3 separate regions of the Homo sapiens genome follow, and regions 2 and 3 are each linked to region 1. The links are chromatin loops, found by intact Hi-C in ENCODE. Cell type or tissue: heart left ventricle. All regions are shown on one strand. Links, peaks and the distances in the headings refer to the core of each region. The heading gives the core; the rest is flanking DNA. Region 1 overlaps XYLT1 (xylosyltransferase 1). Region 2 has its middle 480 kb from the start of NPIPA7. Region 3 overlaps XYLT1 (xylosyltransferase 1).

Evidence for each region. Peaks named below come from ENCODE experiments on the same cell type or tissue, not always from the same donor. Only the 100,000 strongest peaks of a DNase experiment are listed, where the experiment ranks them.
Region 2: a loop joins it to region 1, with 5 times the contacts of the local background. A loop is called at or near these places in 3 of 110 quality-filtered maps.
Region 3: a loop joins it to region 1, with 2.1 times the contacts of the local background. A loop is called at or near these places in 8 of 110 quality-filtered maps.

The regions. Positions count from the first base shown.
Region 1 is chr16:17,345,375-17,350,374 of GRCh38, reverse strand. All of the region lies in intron 2 of XYLT1 (xylosyltransferase 1), which reads left to right. Among named protein-coding and RNA genes, the nearest start is that of XYLT1, 120 kb to the left of the region's middle. RefSeq lists enhancers at 2,706-2,795, 4,264-4,765. In heart left ventricle, for the core only: no CTCF peak of the experiment used is centred there; DNase peaks (open chromatin) are centred at 2,504 and 3,326; H3K27ac peaks cover 794 bases.
Region 2 is chr16:16,858,373-16,865,579 of GRCh38, reverse strand. No RefSeq gene overlaps it. Among named protein-coding and RNA genes, the nearest start is that of NPIPA7, 480 kb to the right of the region's middle. In heart left ventricle, for the core only: a CTCF peak has its summit at 3,927 (motif pointing left); no DNase peak of the experiment used is centred there; H3K27me3 peaks cover 837 bases.
Region 3 is chr16:17,292,596-17,297,595 of GRCh38, reverse strand. All of the region lies in intron 2 of XYLT1 (xylosyltransferase 1), which reads left to right. Among named protein-coding and RNA genes, the nearest start is that of XYLT1, 180 kb to the left of the region's middle. RefSeq lists a silencer at 703-977. In heart left ventricle, for the core only: no CTCF peak of the experiment used is centred there; no DNase peak of the experiment used is centred there; H3K27ac peaks cover 536 bases.

The DNA of each region.
Region 1 (5,000 bases), core at 1-5,000:
TATGACTCAGGGTGAATGATGTGATACAACATTCCGCAAATAGCCAGCAAGTTCCCCAAAGTGCAGCCACATGCACCATTTCAAAAAATAGATCGTGTTGAGATCACCATTCCCCCCTTCTTGTTGGGAGTGGACTTCACCGAAGACATTGAAAGTTTGAATTTAAGCCCTTAACTCAGAACACTTAAAATGATCACTCTTGGCTGGGCACGGTGGCTCACGCCTGTAATCCCACCACTTTGGGAGGCCGAGGCAGGCGGATCACGAGGTCAGGAGATTGAGACCATTTTGGCTAACACAGTGAAACCCCGTCTCTACTAAAAATACAAAAAAATTAGCCGGGTGTGGTGGTGGGCGCCTGTAGTCCCAGCTATTTGGGAGGCTGAGGTAGGAGAATGACGTGAACCCGGGAGGCGGAGCTTGCAGTGAGCTGAGATTGCACCACTGCACTCCAGCCTGGGCAACAGAGCGAGACTCCGTCTAAAAAAAAAAGATCACTCTTGTCAATAATGATTACATACACTGAATAGATGTTTCATTGAGATGGGAACTGTACATTGGACATGCATTCATAAATTTAGCACTTTTATGTAACATGAATTAAGCATTTATACTGCATGCGAGTCCCTCTTCTAAATTAAGTTCTTTACATGGATTTGCTCATTTGCATTTCACAACTATCTCTTATGGGAAGTATTACTGTCATCCCCGTTTTACAGATGAGAAACTGAGGCGCAAAGAGGTTAAGTTACTTGCCCAACAGGTAGCAAAGGCAGCAAGATTTGAACCTAGCAGTTTAGCTTTCATATATTGGGAAATAACCCTGGGAGTTACTAACCTTAACCCCATTTTACAGAGGAGCCTGCTAAAGCCAGAGAGACCAAGTTTCCTTTTAAAAGTTGTACGGTCAGTAGGTGATAGAATCTAAACTAGAGCCAGGTGACAAATGAAATCTGTCTCCTTCCCTGCTATGTTACAAGATAGGTAGAGATATCAATAAGATATAGAAGGAGATTAGAGATTAGATCTAGACAGATTTGACACAAAGAATTGACATAGAGATTTGATATCTATTTATTGATACAGAGATTTGATATGTATTAGATGTGGATATAGATTAGATCTTGCTTGCTATAGATCACTCACTTGGCAATCCAGAGCACATGGGCTTGGAAACATCTGTCCATACAGAGTGGATTCTAGGATGAGTAGCTGAAGCCCCAGGCTGTGGCACGGTTTGCCCTGCAGACGGTGAGCACAGCAGTGGCACCTTGAGGAGGCCATACTCACATTTCCCTTCCAGCACACGCATCTTCTCTCAGGGCACCCCCACCGCCATTGACTTCAAGCACTGAGGCAGAAGCCCGTGGTGCTGCCACTGAGCAACAAGGCAGTGTGGCTGGTTTTGCATTGACTTACGAGCCGGAGGCTCAGCGAGGAGGCATCACTAACATTTGGCATAAATAGCACACGCACCAAGATCTTTGAAGCTGAAGCGATCTTCTCCATGGGGTTTTGGGGCAGGGCTGTGCATACTGCGGAGCTTAAAAGAGAAGGTTTCGATGCTAGAATGTTCAGGCTGGGTTTGCAGGTTCTAGTTAATGGAATCATTCAATGAAGAAAATTGCTTTCACAAAAGATAGCAGCACGAGGGAGGTCCAGGTGTATGAGGGATGTAAAAATCCGTAGACAAGGCCCAAACTTGGGGAACGTGAGAGCTGGAGGGGTGATTGCATGTTTTCTATGTGCCTGGGATGTTGCTCAACACTTTATATGCGTGACCTCGTTTCCTCATAACAACATCCCTTGGCGAAGGTGCTCTCACACCCTTCCTTTGCAAGTGAAGACACTGAGGCATGGAGAGGCTCAGTCCCTGGTCCAAGACCACAGAGTTTGGGAGTGGCATTGAGAGGGCCCACACTTAGGCCTCCCTCTTCTGCAGTGCTGGCTGTGACTCCCATACCTTAGGGCCTGTTGGGTTCCATCTTTATACTTGACATGGAAGGAAACCAGGACCCAGAGCTGCTGAACAATTTGCCCAGTCGTTCAGCAGCTCAGTAGCAAACCAGGATTCCTCTGCTGCTCAGGGATAGTGGGAGGTGGAGGCTCAGCGTGGAAGATCCACAGCCCCGCACGCCCTCTTTGTGCCTCCTCCTGCTGTCTCCATGTTGGGTGTTAGCAAGATGAAACATGTTGGGTGTCTTCTTCCCCCGCAAGCCCCAGCCCCAGATCCACTCTCCACCCCTCTCCTTTCTTCTCTGGGCCTCCAGAGGCTAACCTTGATGGGTTTCATCAGCAAGGACTTTTCTTTGCTTTGGCCAAGTAGAGGAACTGGTAGGAGATAGGAAGGTGGGAAGAGATGAGATGAGGGTTTCCATGGGTTGGCTGTGTCTGTACCCCTAGCAAGGCCACAGCTGCTGTGGGGCTGCCCTCTCCCGTGGCTGCAGCTACTGTCTCCGTGGTCCAGGAACACCACTCCCTCCCCTTCAGGCCCCAGGGTGGTGACAGCTCCTGGCTGTGGCCAGCCCTGGTGCATAGCACCTCCCTTGTTAGTTTTCCTTATAAAGAATCTCTTTGTACAGTCTCTTCAGTTTGGAGAGTAACATCTCTTTCCTTCAGGGACCCTGACCGGGCCCCCGCCTCGCTGGCTCAGCACTGCCAATGGGACTTGCCATGGGGAGTCACTGTCATCTTGTGTCATGTTTTGATTAAAGGAGAGGGTCTTCCAGTGGAGGAGAGGTCCCAGAATGGAGACCATGGGACAGTGAAGCTCTTGAAACTGAATGCCCAACGGTGGATTGTACGAGCTCTTTTTTTAGAGAGAAGATCATAGCTGTCATTCTATTTGTGAAAACTGTCCCCCAAAACTGAGCCAAAAATAAACATTCTAAACAGTCTCATGCTAAATAAAGCACCAGAGAAGCCACATGTGTGAGAAGAGATGCCCCAGGCAGGGTCAGCTTGGAGTATTCTCATTCATTCATACTCCTCTGTCTGTCCCAAGTTGGTAAAGGCATTCTTCAGTGGGGAGGGACTAAGGCCTAGGGCATGGTGGGGTGGGGAGAGGCGGGGGACAGGCCTTCAGCTCCTTCCGGTAGCCCCCAGAGCAGACAGACAGACAGAGAAGACAGGTTATTTCTGCCTGCAAGCAAGGCCTTCACAAAATCACTTTTTCTTGGTTCTCGGTCACACCTCCAGGAAATGTTAACTGTCCTAGTATTTGAATCTAATTTCTTAGAAATGCCGCCACCTCTGGTTTGTACCTCTGAGAGCCAACAGGGAGGGCCAGCGCGTAGCTGCTTCTCCAGACCAGGTGGTCCTGCAGGAGGGAGTAGCAGTGGGGCTACCCCGGCTCCCCCCTCAATGTGATCTTCCCCGCTGCCTTCAACTGCCTTTCTGAAAAAGAGTATCTTATTAATAATAACCCCGTTCTCATTTTCTTCTGGGAACTGTAGCTCATTTTTTCCACTGAACAAAAGAGAACTGGGTGGAAAGCTGAAGTTAGCTGTGGTGCAGGTGCCAGATGGGTGGGGTCGAGGACAGAAATGCAGTTTTATTGTCCTGAGAAGGAAAAACCCAGCCAGCTCAATGCTAGAAGAAGGAACTTCCAGCTATAAAACGGGCTCAAAGAGAGTTCTTGGTCAGATGACCAGTCTCCACGTTCACTGGCCCAGTTAGAATCAGGCACCAGTTATGGGAGCAGGAGGTGACTTTCTCATTTCATGGCCCTGGACTCAAAGTTGTGCCATGGGCCTCCTCGTGGCCATCTCTGACCTGCACATGGGTTGCCTTTGGCCTCAGGAAGATTTTTAAATTTTTTAAATTTTTAGAGAGGGGAAGAGTGGGGTTGGAAGATTTTTGAAAAACTGATAGGTAAAACCACTCTGAGCTGCTGGATGTCCATGACTGGTGACCACCAGCTGCCCCTTTGCATGGGGCCTCGGGATGGGGTCACTGGTTCATAGAAGTCCCCACCTGGCCTGCTGCGTTCATTCACCTCAGTGACAGTCCCCTGGGTATTGTTTGTCCTGTCCCCTGCACACTCAGGACTCTGGATCCTCCTAGGGTCTCACCTGCAAAGTGGACAAGGGCAGTCTGGACCTGGTAACCCCAAGCAGCCCCTTGGGGAGGTGAGAACGGGCCTCGTGGGGGCAGGTCATGGTCTATGCAGCAGACCCCCTGGCTCACCACTTAGCTGCTGTGAGACCTTCCACACGCCAGCGATCCCTTTGTGCCTCAGTTTCTTTAAAAAATGGTCAGAGTAGGCCGGGCTCGGTGGCTCACGCCTGTAATCCCAGCACTTTGGGAGGCCAAGGCAGGTGGATCACCTGGGGTCAGGTGTTCAAGACCAGCCTGACCAACATGGCGAGACCCCGTCTTTACTAAAAATACAAAAATTAGCCACGTGTGGTGGCACACGCCTATAATCCCAGCTACTCGGGAGGCTGAGGCAGGAGAATCACTTGAACCCAGGAAATGGAGGTTGCAGTGAGCCGAGATCAAGCCACTGTACTCCACCATGGGTGACAGAGCGAGACTCTCTCTCAAAAATAATAATAATAAATAAAAACGGTTGAAGTAACAGCAGTAGCCACCTCCTAGACTTGTTGGGATGATCAGATGGGTTAACGTGCATTAAGCAACAGAACAGTGCCTGGCACCTAAGCACTTAGTATTACTTTCATAGTCCTACGTTTGAATCCCAACTCTTTCACTTGCTCAGTGCATCACCTTTGAGAAAGGCTTTTAGCTTCTGAGCTTCAGCTTCCCAACTAGTTAAAGCAGCCATGAGGACTGCTAAGAGGATAAGCTGGAGACACCCTCTTGTCACTTGTGAATGCAAGCTGCGTCACCCCCTGCCTTTTCTCTCTTGTGGAAGTAGCAGGCTTGGGGAGCAGAGGCTCTCCAGCCTCCGTGCCTCCATGCACTGCCTCCTGCATCCCTGTGCCACAGAGAGGGCAAAGACTTTGGCATTCTCTGCAGGGATTTGCTTTGTGCCT
Region 2 (7,207 bases), core at 876-5,875, 490 kb after region 1:
GGAGTACGGTAAATACATAGTGCTTCAAAAGTCAGATCAAGACTGGGTGCAGTGGCCAAGGCTGTAGGATCATTTGAACCTAGGAGTCTGAGACCAGCCTGGGCAACACAGCGAGGCCCTATCTTTACAAAGTAAAAAATAAAATTATCCAGGTGGGGTGGTCCATGCCTGTAGCCTGAGCTACTCAGGAGGCTGAGCCAGGAGGATTGCTTGAGCCCAGGAGTTCAAGGCTGCAGTGAGCCATGATCATGCTACTGCACTCCAACCTGGGAGAGAGAGCAAAGCAAGACCCTGTCTCAGAAGAAGAAGGAGAAGAAGAAGGATTATCTCCCTTCTCACTCCCCCTTCCACATCCCAAACCATTACCACAAATGCTGACACTGACATGACAAGTGAAGGGTGACTGGAGGAGAGTCGTATGAGAGTCAACAGCACTGTTACATTTGATTTTTAATTTCTGACGGAGGCTTTCCATTTTCCAGCTAGGCTATGATGAGCCATCTTAGAGGTCCAGACCACACACCAAAAATTCTAAACATACTTCCTAATTCTACCTTTCCCAATCTGTAGGGTTGTGGGTGGCAGGGGAAGGGGTAGGGAGGAGGGAGGCAGACGGCACCTTCTGTTTCTGTCTGATTGCCCTTTTCCACTCTACGTGGGAATGGCAGAGGTGCCAATCAAACGATACCACCTATTAGCAGAGCAGGTGACATAAGGAAAGCCAATGAGGTTCTTCCACCCTGGTCTTCAAATCTGGAGCACAAATTACATGAGGATGAAAGGTGCTTAGGCCTCTGTCACCCTTGACAGCATTCTGGAAGGAGAGCCACAAATCCCTCCTGCCAAGATCCCTGGAGCAGCTCTGACTCCCGATGTTGCTGAAGGCTGTGTATTCATCAGCTTCCTGGTGTCCTCACCAATGCCCTTTCGCTATTGTTTAAGTCAGAGTTGATTGCTGCAACTTGTCCTGATAAAAGTGAATAAAATTAACCTTTAGCAAACTTGTCTCCAGATAGAACTTGCCCAGCTCCATTAATTGGGTATCAAAGGATGCAGTTATGCACATCTTGATTCATTTAAAGCTATCGGACTTAGGAAAATGTCAGCTATTAACAAAGGAAGCAAATCTTGAGATGTTTCCCATTCCCCTTGGAATTCACCGTTGAGTCTTAATTTCAAGACCTTGCATATTAGCTAGCTATTGTTGCATAATGAACCACCCTGAAATTCAGTGGGTTAAACAGTAAGAATCTGGAGCTAGGCATGGTGGCTCACGCCTGTAATTCCAGCCCTTAGGGAGGCCAAGGTGGGCGGATCACGAAGTCAGGGGTTCAAGTGAAAGCCTGTCTCTACTAAAAATACAAAAATTAGCTGGGCATGGTGGTGGGTGCCTGTAATCTCAGCTACTCAGGAGGCAGGTTGCAGTGAGCCAAGATCGTGCCACTGTACTCCAGCCTGGGTAAAAGAGCGAAACTCCATCTCAAAGGAAAAAAAAAAAAAAAAAAAGTACGAATCTGTTATCTCCCAGGAAACTATGGATTACCTGGGTGGGTTTTCTTATCTCAGCTAGGGTCTGCAGTCCATGGTCCTCGGTCAGTAGATAGTTTTACTCTAGGCTGGACTGTATCTTGCAATTTTTAGCAATTGTATTTTTAGCATAGACAGGGTAGGGCAGTTTGCCTGTTGTACACGTGGTGTCTCATCCTCCAGCAGATTAGCCCAGGCTCACGCACACAGGAGAGCAGGGCTCGGAAGGAGACAACAGAACTGTGCAAAGCCTCTGAGGCCTAGACTTGGTGCTACCAATTCTGCAGATTCTGCTGAACAAAGCAAGACACAGGCTAGCCGTGATTCAAAGAGTGAGGAACAGACTCCATGTCTTGATAGCAGGAGCTGCAAAGTGATATTGCAATGGCCAGGGGGGACATGGAGGAGAATTTGGGCTATTTTTGCCAGCAATCTACCATACCATGTAAAATTTGTCACGTAGATTGATAAAATAGTCACCCGGAGGTGTTTAGTTACTTGTGCAAAGTCACACATTGTTTTAGAGCCGGGCTTCCTCACCTCAGGACTATTGACATGTTAGACGGGATCATTATGTGCTTGGTGGGAGGGGGTGGCCCTGTGCATTGTAGGATGTTTTGCCACATCCCTGGCCTTTACCCAGGAGATGCTAATATAACCCGCCCCCAACTTATGACAACCAAATATGTCTCCAGACATTACCTAATGTCCCCTGGGGTGCAACCTCCTCTACCCCCAGACTGGTCTAGAGCCAGGAATTCTACATTCCCCTCCACCCAATACTGGACTCTTCTTGAGAAAATAATTCTCAACAGAATTCAAACTGAGAAGGGGGTACAATTATCACTACAGTTTAGAGGAGACAAGACCAGCTCCCTCTCTCTCCTCTCTATCCTTCTTTATTTGTTCTGTCTGGTTCTCCATGCATCTGAACCTAAACTGTCTTAAAAGGTTCCCCCCAACCTCTACACTTCACACGTGGTACCCCAAGCTTCCCTCCCTCCCTGTCTCCACCACTCACTCACATTGCCAATCCGAACTAGTTCCCGGCAACAGGAAACATTCACCCTACAAGATATTAGTAGGCCCGTTTTCAATCTCAGTTAACTTTTACAGCAGTTTCTCCCATTTGCCAGGTGCCCTGGCTGAATGTGAAAGCATTTGCTGTTTCCTTCACTGGATATTTTTCATCCCATGTCAATTAGCATGATGAAGGGAATCTAATAATGATGTATGGGCTGTGCTGGTGCGGCCGGCGCCAATGGCCCTGCAAGGAGGGTGGATTGTTAAGTGCAGCTCAGCCTCAGGCCTGACCTGCCCTGGATGCCCCAGGACCTGAGTTCCCCAGGTTTCTTGACGGTGCCCAATGATTCACTTCTAGATGCAATTTGACATCCTCCCATCCCAAAAACAAACAAAAAACAACAACAAAAGACAAGAAGAACTTTTGTATCCAAGGAGGTCAGAGCTAATAGAGGTTGAGAGATCATTCTATCCAACCTCCTATACATAAACCAACTTGACCCCAGAAAGGTCAATAGGCTTGTCCAAAGTCAGCCAGTGAATTAAGACCTAATCCAAATGTAAAATTTGGATTTTCTGACTCCCAGCTCAATAATTTTTTATACTTTGTTTTCTGCTTTCAAAACACCTACTTTTTTTTTTCTTTCTAGCCTCTATTTTCCTAGCCACCATCTCTTTTTTCTTTTTTTTTTTTTTTTTTTTTTTGGTTGAGATGTAATCTCACTCTGTTGCCCAGGCTGGAGTGCAGTGGTGTGATCTCAGCTCACTGCAGCCTCCACCTCCTGGGTTCAAGCAATTCTCCTGCCTCAGCCTCCCGAGTAGCTGGGATTACAGGTATGCCCCACCACGCCTGTCTAATTTTTGTATTTTTAGTAGAGACAGAGTTTCACCATGTTGGCCAGGCTGGTCTCGAACTCCTGGCCTCAAGTGATCCACCCAACTGGGCCTCCCCAAAGTGCTGGGATTACAGGTGTGAGCTACCATGCCAGGTCCCCAAGCTACCTTATTCTTAATTGAGACTTAACAGGTATTGAGGGCTTTACAGAAAGAGAACTCTGGGTTACAGGACTCAGTCTCTTCCTGCAGGGATCTCACGATCTAATTTGGGGACGGGGGAGGAGGAGAAAACAGGTGCAAACATAACCAACACACATGTCAGAACTTGTTCAGTCCAAGAGCCACTACAGGTTCACTCCATGTCACAGTGTGGGCATGACTTTTGCCCTCTGCAGGTGTCACTGAAAACAAAATCAATTCATCTTCAGCCCTAGGCCAGAGGGATGGTACGAACCAGGGCCCAGGATTGGAACATTGAGCATTAATTTCTGCAGCCTGCCCTGGGGACAGGAAATTCTGATAAATTCAGAAGCAGCGACATCTGGTGGTCCTGTGGGAGAGCAAGCGCGCCTCCCCAGACGAAATTTTCCCAGAGCCTCCTCAGATAGTTTCTGGCTAAAAAGTGAGCTGGCTCCATAGAATGACCCTATTCATGTAACATGGAAATACTAGATAGAGTTGCAGAGAAATGTATAATGATATTTCAAGGAAAAGGTTCAGCAACATGTTAAAAGAGGTATCTCTGAGTGATTTATTTCAACTGATAAAGTATTTTGTACTTTGTACCGCTTTGTATCATTTCATTTTTTAAAGCAATGAACATACATCTTTTTAACCAATAAAAACAATAAAAAATTATAGTCATTTTGGAAGGGAAGAAATTAATGGACAGACCCTAAGGGCGTCTCAATCCAGAATAAATTATTAAGCTACTCTTTTGTGCTGGCTAACTTTTGCACAGGAATAAAAGCAGGTCAAAATGAAACTTACAGGGTAGCCTTGAAGAGGATAAACAAGACAGAGATATCACACGAGGACAAGAATAATAGCCAGATCAGTAAATATAAAAACACCTTATTGATGGATACCCCATTTACCTTGATGTGTTTATTCCACATTACATGCCTGTATCAAAATATCTCACTTACCCCATATATATATACACCTACTATGTACTCACAAAAATTAAAAAATAAAAATAAACGCCTTATGAAATGCCAAGTAATTTACAAAGTACTTTAATGATCCTGTAACTTGTAAGACGCTTATACCCATGGCGTGGAGAGATGCCCACAAATCATGTTCTCGTCTCTGTTTGAGCCAGGCTTAAGCTATATCAACTACTGCAATAGTAATAAAACTAAAATTGATTGAATAGTTTCAATGTCAGGCACCGTGCCAAGAGCACTCTGTGCGTTATCCCATTTCATCTTCACAACAACCCCATGGAGTCAGTAATATTATGATCCATTAATAGATGGTGTTACTGAAACTCAGACAGCTGACATCTCACCCATTAACTCATAAGACCCATGAGACTAAACACAATATCATATTTGGCTGTACATCCCCAGTACCCATATGGTGATTCCTGGGTGGATGAATGGATGTATACACGGTGTGTTGGGAAAGGCACAAAACCATGAGGGTAAAAAAATGAAATTTCTGTTGAAATGAGCCTTTACTGAGCACCTACAATGTACCACACAGGCTGGTAGGTGCAGAGTTAAAAGATGTGTAAGAACAAGTCCCATGGTGTTGCATTCATTGAGAAAGAGACCCTAGACAAGGGTCACTTTTATGCCGGGGATCTGAATTCTATTATTATTATTGTCATTATATCATTAGGATCACAATAGAAAACAGAGGAAATGTTCATTTGGCACAATTGGAAGAGTTTGTTACTAATTTCAAAGCTGGAAAGGTGAAGTTTGGTGATGCTCAAACATGAGCGTGCTTCAGAATCACCTAGACCTAGAGATCTGGTCAAAATGCAGACTGCGGAATCAACCCAAATGTCCATCAATGATAGACTGGATCAAGAAATTGTGGTACATATACACCATGGAATACTATGCAGCCATAAAAAGGAATGAGATTATATCCTTTGCAGGGACTTGGATGGAGCTGGAAGCCATTATCCTCAGCAAACTAATGCAGGAACAGAAAACCAAACACTGTATGTTCTCAGCTAGAAGTGGGAGCTGGACAATGAGAACACATGGACACAGGGAGGGGAACAACACACACTGGGGCCTGTCAGGGGTGGGCTAGGGGAAGGGAGAGCATTAGGAAAAATAGCGAATGCATGCTAGGCTTAATACCTAGGTGATGGGTTGACAGGTGCAGCAAACCACCATGGTACATGTATACCAATGTAACAAAAACTGCATATCCTGCACATGTACCCCAGAACTTAAAATAAAAATAAAAATTAAAAACAGATGCAGACTGCTGGGCCCCACCCCTAATTTCAAGCTCAGAAGGGCTGGGAGGTAGCCCCAAGTCTGCAATTTTAATGTGTTTCCAGGTGATGCCAATCTCCCGCAAGGGAACCACTGCAAGGGTGAGAGCAGTCACCCGAGGCCAGCAGCAGTGGAGGAGCTGCCACTGCCTCCAAGCTTGGGGGAACAAGGACAGGGAATAGTTGCCAAGACCTGGAAAGAGGGAGTCGTGTAGGTACAGAAGGCCACTAGAAAGGAGCAGGCTTTTGGTGGAGGAACACAATCCGGCGGAGACCACCTTTAGGGGATGAACACTGCAGCCTCCCACTCCTGCCTCACTCCTCCCTCCTCTCTCCTTTCTCCTCCTAATTGGTCAAACCCAGCCAGAGGTGATGACGTTCCAATGACTCCATCTGCCATGGAAGGAACAAGGTGGAGGTGGGTGAAGAGCACATCCAGGGGATGGATGGAACATAATTGACCCACATGTGTTGAATTTAAAGTATCAGTAGGGGTTGGGCACAGTGACTCACACCTGTAATCCCAGTGCTTTGGAGTGGGGTCCCTCTTTGGCGGGCCGACGCAGGATGATTGCTTGAGGCCAGAAGTTGCAGACCAGCCTGGGCAACATAGTGAGACCTCGTCTCTAATTTACAACGTAGCTGGGTATGTTGCTAAGTGTTCCAAGCACTAATAATAGTATGCCTGCAGTTCCAGCTCCTCGGGAGGCTGAAGCAGGAGGGTCACTTGAGCCCAGGACTTCGAGGCTGCAGTGAGCTATGACCACACCACTGGACTCCAGCCTGAGTGACAGAGTGAGACCTCATCTCAAAAAAATAAATAATCAGGGCCAGGCAAGGTGGCTCACACCCGTAAGCCCAGCACTTTGGGAGGCCAATGTGGGCGTACTACCTGAGGTCAGGAGTTCGGGACTAGCCTGGCCAACATGCCAAAACCCCATCTCTACTAAAAATACTAAAATTAGCCGGGCATGGTGGTGGGCTCCTGTAATCCCAGCTACTTAGGAGGCTGAGGCAGGAGAATTGCTTGAGCCTGTGAGGCGGAGGTTTCATTGAGCCACAATCATGCCACTGCACTCCAGCCTGGGTGACAGAGTGAGACTTCATCTCAACAACAACAAAAAATTAAAATAAATAACTAAATAAATAATCCGTGGGATACTCAAGAGGAGATGCTGAAAAGGAAGCAGCATAAGCTGGAGCTCAGAGAAGAAATCCCAGTGACCAAGAATGCAGCCTGTCAGGTCTGCACTGCTGGGGACCCGGCCAAGATGCCCAAAGATTCAGTGGTGGGTGCAAGGAGAGAAGAGAGATTCCAAGTCTTGCTCACAGTATTTGAGAAGCCTGGCCAAAGAG
Region 3 (5,000 bases), core at 1-5,000, 53 kb after region 1:
ATGGGCCCCCATACCAAGCTAAGTTTTTTTTTTTTTTTCATTTTCTTTAGAGATGGGGTCCTCACTTGTTCTCCAGGCTGGTCTTGAACCGCTGGCCTCAAGTGATCTTGCCTTGGCTTCCTAGAGTGCTGGGATTACAGGCGTTCTCCATGATACCCAGCTAAGTTTTTTACTTTTCCTAGAGACACCGTCGGTGGGGGCGGGTCTCACTTTGTTGCCCAGGCTGTTCTCGAACTCCTGGCCTCAAGTGATCCTCCTGCCTTGGCTTCCTGGAGTGCTGGGATTATAGGCGTGAGCCACTGCACCCGTGCTGATATATATTATAAGGACCCAGCATGGCAGTACACATGAGAAGTTCAAAGTGCTCTGTGTTGGGTGGTGTTACTAATAAAACATGGATTTGGAGGCAGATGGAAAGGGGATTCATTTCCCTGACTCAAGCAAGTGCTTTATCCTTTGAGACCTCAGCATTTTCATATGAAAATGGAATATCCAATACTGCATTGAGTTGTTAGGAGAATTCGATAAACATAAATCTAAAGCATTGAGCACAATGTCTAGCTCACAAGAGTCACTAAATAGTACTTCTGCTTCCTCCTCTCCATTCATTTCCACTCTTCTACCAAAAGAAACTCGGAAAGTCATTCCTGATTATTTGTATTTGATTCCATTTTACAGATAAGGAAATTGAGACTCAAAGACCTTAGACTGTAACACAGCCAGGAAGTGGAGGAGCGGGGATTTGAACCCCGGTGGTTTGTGTCAGTCTGGAGAACATCCCCTTTGCCCTCGCTAATATCAGAGTTCACCCTGGATTCTTAATGCTTTGATTTGACTGATCCCTGAGCTGATGGAGAAAAGCCAGATTCTTGCAGCCTGTCCTTCTCTGTCTTTGGTGTAAGCCAGAGGTCAGCTGAGCCCTGGAGAAATCGGATTTGTCCCCAGTTGGCCCCGGGCTCTGCGCTCCTGCCCATCAGAGCCCAGACACCCCTGCTGGCATTGATGTCAGATTCACCTCGCAGTTTTATTCTCAGAGCCTCTCTGGTATCTTGCACGTCTAATTTCCTGTCCCCTGGGGCCTTGGCTGATTAGCCTTTGATTATTCACAAACAGAGAGGCAGGAACAGGGAATCGGGTCCTCTGCTTTAATCACCCACACAAAATTTAGGCAAGGCTGTAGGTTTCTGGAAGGAGCAGGGCTAGGATTTGGAGATTAGAGGTGAAAGCACTAAAAAAATCACCCGCGAAGCCCCAGCCCCATCTCTGCAATCTTTACATGGGGATAAACGCGCTGAGCCTGCCTCCTGTGGTACCCCAACACCCCCCAGGCCTTGCTAAACATGGTTTGGTTTAGGTTTGTTTTGTTTTGTTTTGTTTTGTTCCCTTGGACTGCTCCCTAGCCACCTCCATGTTACCGCAGCTTTCCAAGAAGTCACTTTTGTTGTCACTAGGCCAGAAGACAGTTGGCATCCTTTTAGGTCCCACATAAAATAGGACATTTCAAAACCAGGAGTTCCACTGTGTGCTTTTGGCGCAGGGAGAAAAAAAAAAAAAAGGTGTCTTTTCTTTCTTCCTTACTCTATGAATGCGAGAAATGGTTTGGAGGAAGATGAAACACCTCCAGATTTACAGTCTGTGTTATCATCAGTGCAAGCACAGAGGGGGTTCATTCATTCACCAAATAATCCCAGCTCATTCAGAGCAAAAGCCAGAGGCCTTACAGTGGTCTAGATTTGAACTTGTTGACATGTGGGGCCAGATCATTCTTAGTTGTGGAGGGTCGTCCTGTGCATTACAGGATATTAAGCAGCATCTCTGGACTCTACCCACTAGTTGCTGGTAGCATTCCCCTTCCCCAAGTGTGACAACAAAAATGTCTCCAGACATGGCAAGATGTCCCCTGTGGGTCAAGTTGACCCAGTTAAGAACTATAGCTCTTGGGTCGGGTGTGGTGGCTCACGCCTATAATCCCAGGACTTTGGGAGGTCAAAGTGGTCAGATCACCTGAGGTCAGGAGTTCGAGACCAGCCCGGCCAACCTGGTGAAACCCCATCTCTACTAAAAATACAAAAATTGTCTGGGCATGGCAGCACACACCTGTAATCCCGGCTACTCTGGAAGCTGAGGTGGGAGAATTGCTTGAACCTGGGAGATGGAGGTTGCAGTGAGCCGAGATCGTACCACTGCACTCCAGCCTGTGTGACAGGGCAAGAATCTGTCTCCAAAAACAAAACAAAACAAAACAAAACAAAACAAAACAAAAACCTGGCTCTATAATGCTTTATTGATCTATCCCCCATTTCTTCCTGACCTAAGCTTCTGTTTTTCATCTTTTACTTCCTCCACCCTGGCTTCTTTGCTGGTCTCCACCAGCAACGTGAGGCTTGCTGTCACCTCAGGGCCTTTGCACAGCAGTTTCCCTGTCCCCGAAATGCTTTTTCCCAGTTAGCCAAGCAGCATGCTCACTTACCCACTGGGAGTCTTTGCTTATACCTCACCTTTTCAGTCTAAAGCCTGCCTTGACCACCTTATTAAGAAATGCACCCATTGCATCATCCTAACCACTGACTTCTCTCTTCTACCCTATTCTGTGCACTATTTGTTATATCTGTCATCTTTCTGTGTCCCTGTGCTAGAATAAAGTTCTGTGAAGGCAAGGGTTTTGTTGCCATTCTTCGTAGATGCCTCCCAAGCCCTTGGATGTTACTTCTTTTATGGAATTGTCATCTAGTACCTGCTGTATACCTACACCATGCACTGTCTGGACACCAGGAATAAGGGTGCTTGTACCTGCCCCAAACGACCCTAGAACTGTCATTTTCAGATCCTTCTTGCCCAGAGCTGGAGGGTAAGTTTTGTTCCTGATGCTAAGGGAAAGATACCCTTGCAGATTCCTAGGTGGGGGAAAGATAAGGTCCTCACCCAGGGCAGCAGGGTGCAGGGCTGAGTTTGGGGAGGAAGGCAATTTTGTCTCCTAGGTCAGCCTTGAGGGTGGCTGCGATTCTCCTGGGTGCTGTCCCCTAAAAGCCCTTACAACACAGCCTCTCAACTGGCCCCATTGGTATTCAGGCCACCCCATGCTCTGAATAAACATCTCCCTGCCACCCTCCCTTACACAGCAGCTCTTGCTTGTGGCATGAGAGTGGCGGAAAGACGATAAAAATAGTGTTTAGTTATGCGCACTCTGCTTATTTTGTACTTTCGAGCAGTAACATGCCCTCTGACGGTGTTGGGCTGGCCAGCAAAGCCCATCATTTCTCCCTCATGTGGAGCAGCCTAGAAACAGCCTGAGAGATGCCTGGTCCTTGGACAGGTGTTGCCACCTGTCCGCGGTACCCAGAAGTTGGCCACTGGCTTTTCCAGAAACCTCCCTTTCCCTTCCCCACTCTGCTTTGTCAGAAAGCCCTAAGCAGAGACAGGACCAAATTTTGAGGCTCTGCTGAGCAGGGGACCCCTTCAGAGGAACAGTTGCTTAGCCTTGTAACTGCTCCTGCATTCTCAGCACAGTCGCCCAGGGCATTCCTAATGCCTCAGGAACACCTTATTTTACAGGTGAGGACAGTGAGGCCCAGAGTGGTTAAGCAACTTGTTCAAGATTGCACAGCCATGGAGCTGGGATCTGGACCCATTCTTCTCTGACCCCAGAGCCTGTACTCAGAGCATGAACCCCTCCTGTCTTCTGCTCTGCATTGTTTAGATGCATTTCCCCAAGATGCGTCCAGGGTTTCTTGCCTGCAACTGCTGGGCAATGACCTTTCTGAACAGTAAACATTGGGCACTAGTGGTGACTCTTAAGAGAGAGATTCTGGCCGGGCGTGGTGGCTCACGCCTGTAACCCCAGCACTTTGGGCATCCGAGGAGGGAGGATCACTTGAGCTCAGGAGTTCAAGACCAGCTTGGGCAACGTGGTAAGACCTTGTCGCTACCAAAATTACAAACAATTAGCTGGGTGTGGTGATGGGTGCCTATAATCCCAGCTACTCAGGAGGCTGAGACAGGAGAATCACTTGAAGCCAAGAGGCAGAGGTTACAGTGAGCCAGGATTGTGCCGCTGCACTACAGAAGGAGACTCAGTCTCAAAAAAAAAAAAAAAAAAAAAAAAAAGGAGGGAGAAAATCTTTATGTTAAAAACTACCCAAGCCTCTGGTTTGGGAGTAAATACATAGCTTTACACCTCCAAAGTGTCACGTTATTTAATTGGTACCACTGTCCCTGGGGAACTTCAGTGGCTATGCTAAGTGGAAGTTCCATTAGAGAGATGCTCCCAGGTCAGCGGAATGAAAATTAAATACTAGTTGTTGGGTGTTAAACAGAGGTTTTGGGTGTGTTTGGTGGAGGTAAACTCGGGGATGCCATGATACCCTGTCCTGCAGTCACCTCTCCTCCCCTCCCAACCTTCCAGGACCCCTAGGCAGCAGTGGGGGTAGCCGACAGAGAATCAACTTCCCAATCTTCTAGCACAGAGTTCCAGTAAAAGTCTTCTTGGAAGTGCCCGCTTTACGGGTTAGCTAAAGTAGGACCTCCACTCTCTTTGCTTGTAGCTGCAGGTGGGAATTTTGGCTCTGAAATGCTCCCATGCCTGCAGGGAGCCCAACTCAGCTTACAATTCCATTGCATGGAGCTGCCCAGCATGTGCCAGAGTCCTGGTTCCTGAGGCTCCCACACAGTGACCCTGCCCACTGTGGCCCCCTTAGTGCTCAGGGCTGAGATGAAGTGGATGAACGTCTCATCCCTGACCGTGGGACTGGGCAAAGTGTGGAGAGATGTGAGGAAGTGGCCTCTGTATTCCCATGTGCCCCACTTTGTGCAGGAAAGTGTTTCTGAAAGACCATGTGTGGGCCAACAGGGATGATGTCAACACAAATGTGCTTTTCTCATTCACTTCAACTTTAATGCCAGGGATTTCTCTGCTTCATTTCCCATTGCTATTCTGGTGGCATCGTCTCCTACCAAAGTGGTTTTAAACTTCTCCTTCATCGCCAGTCTGTTCAGGTGACGCT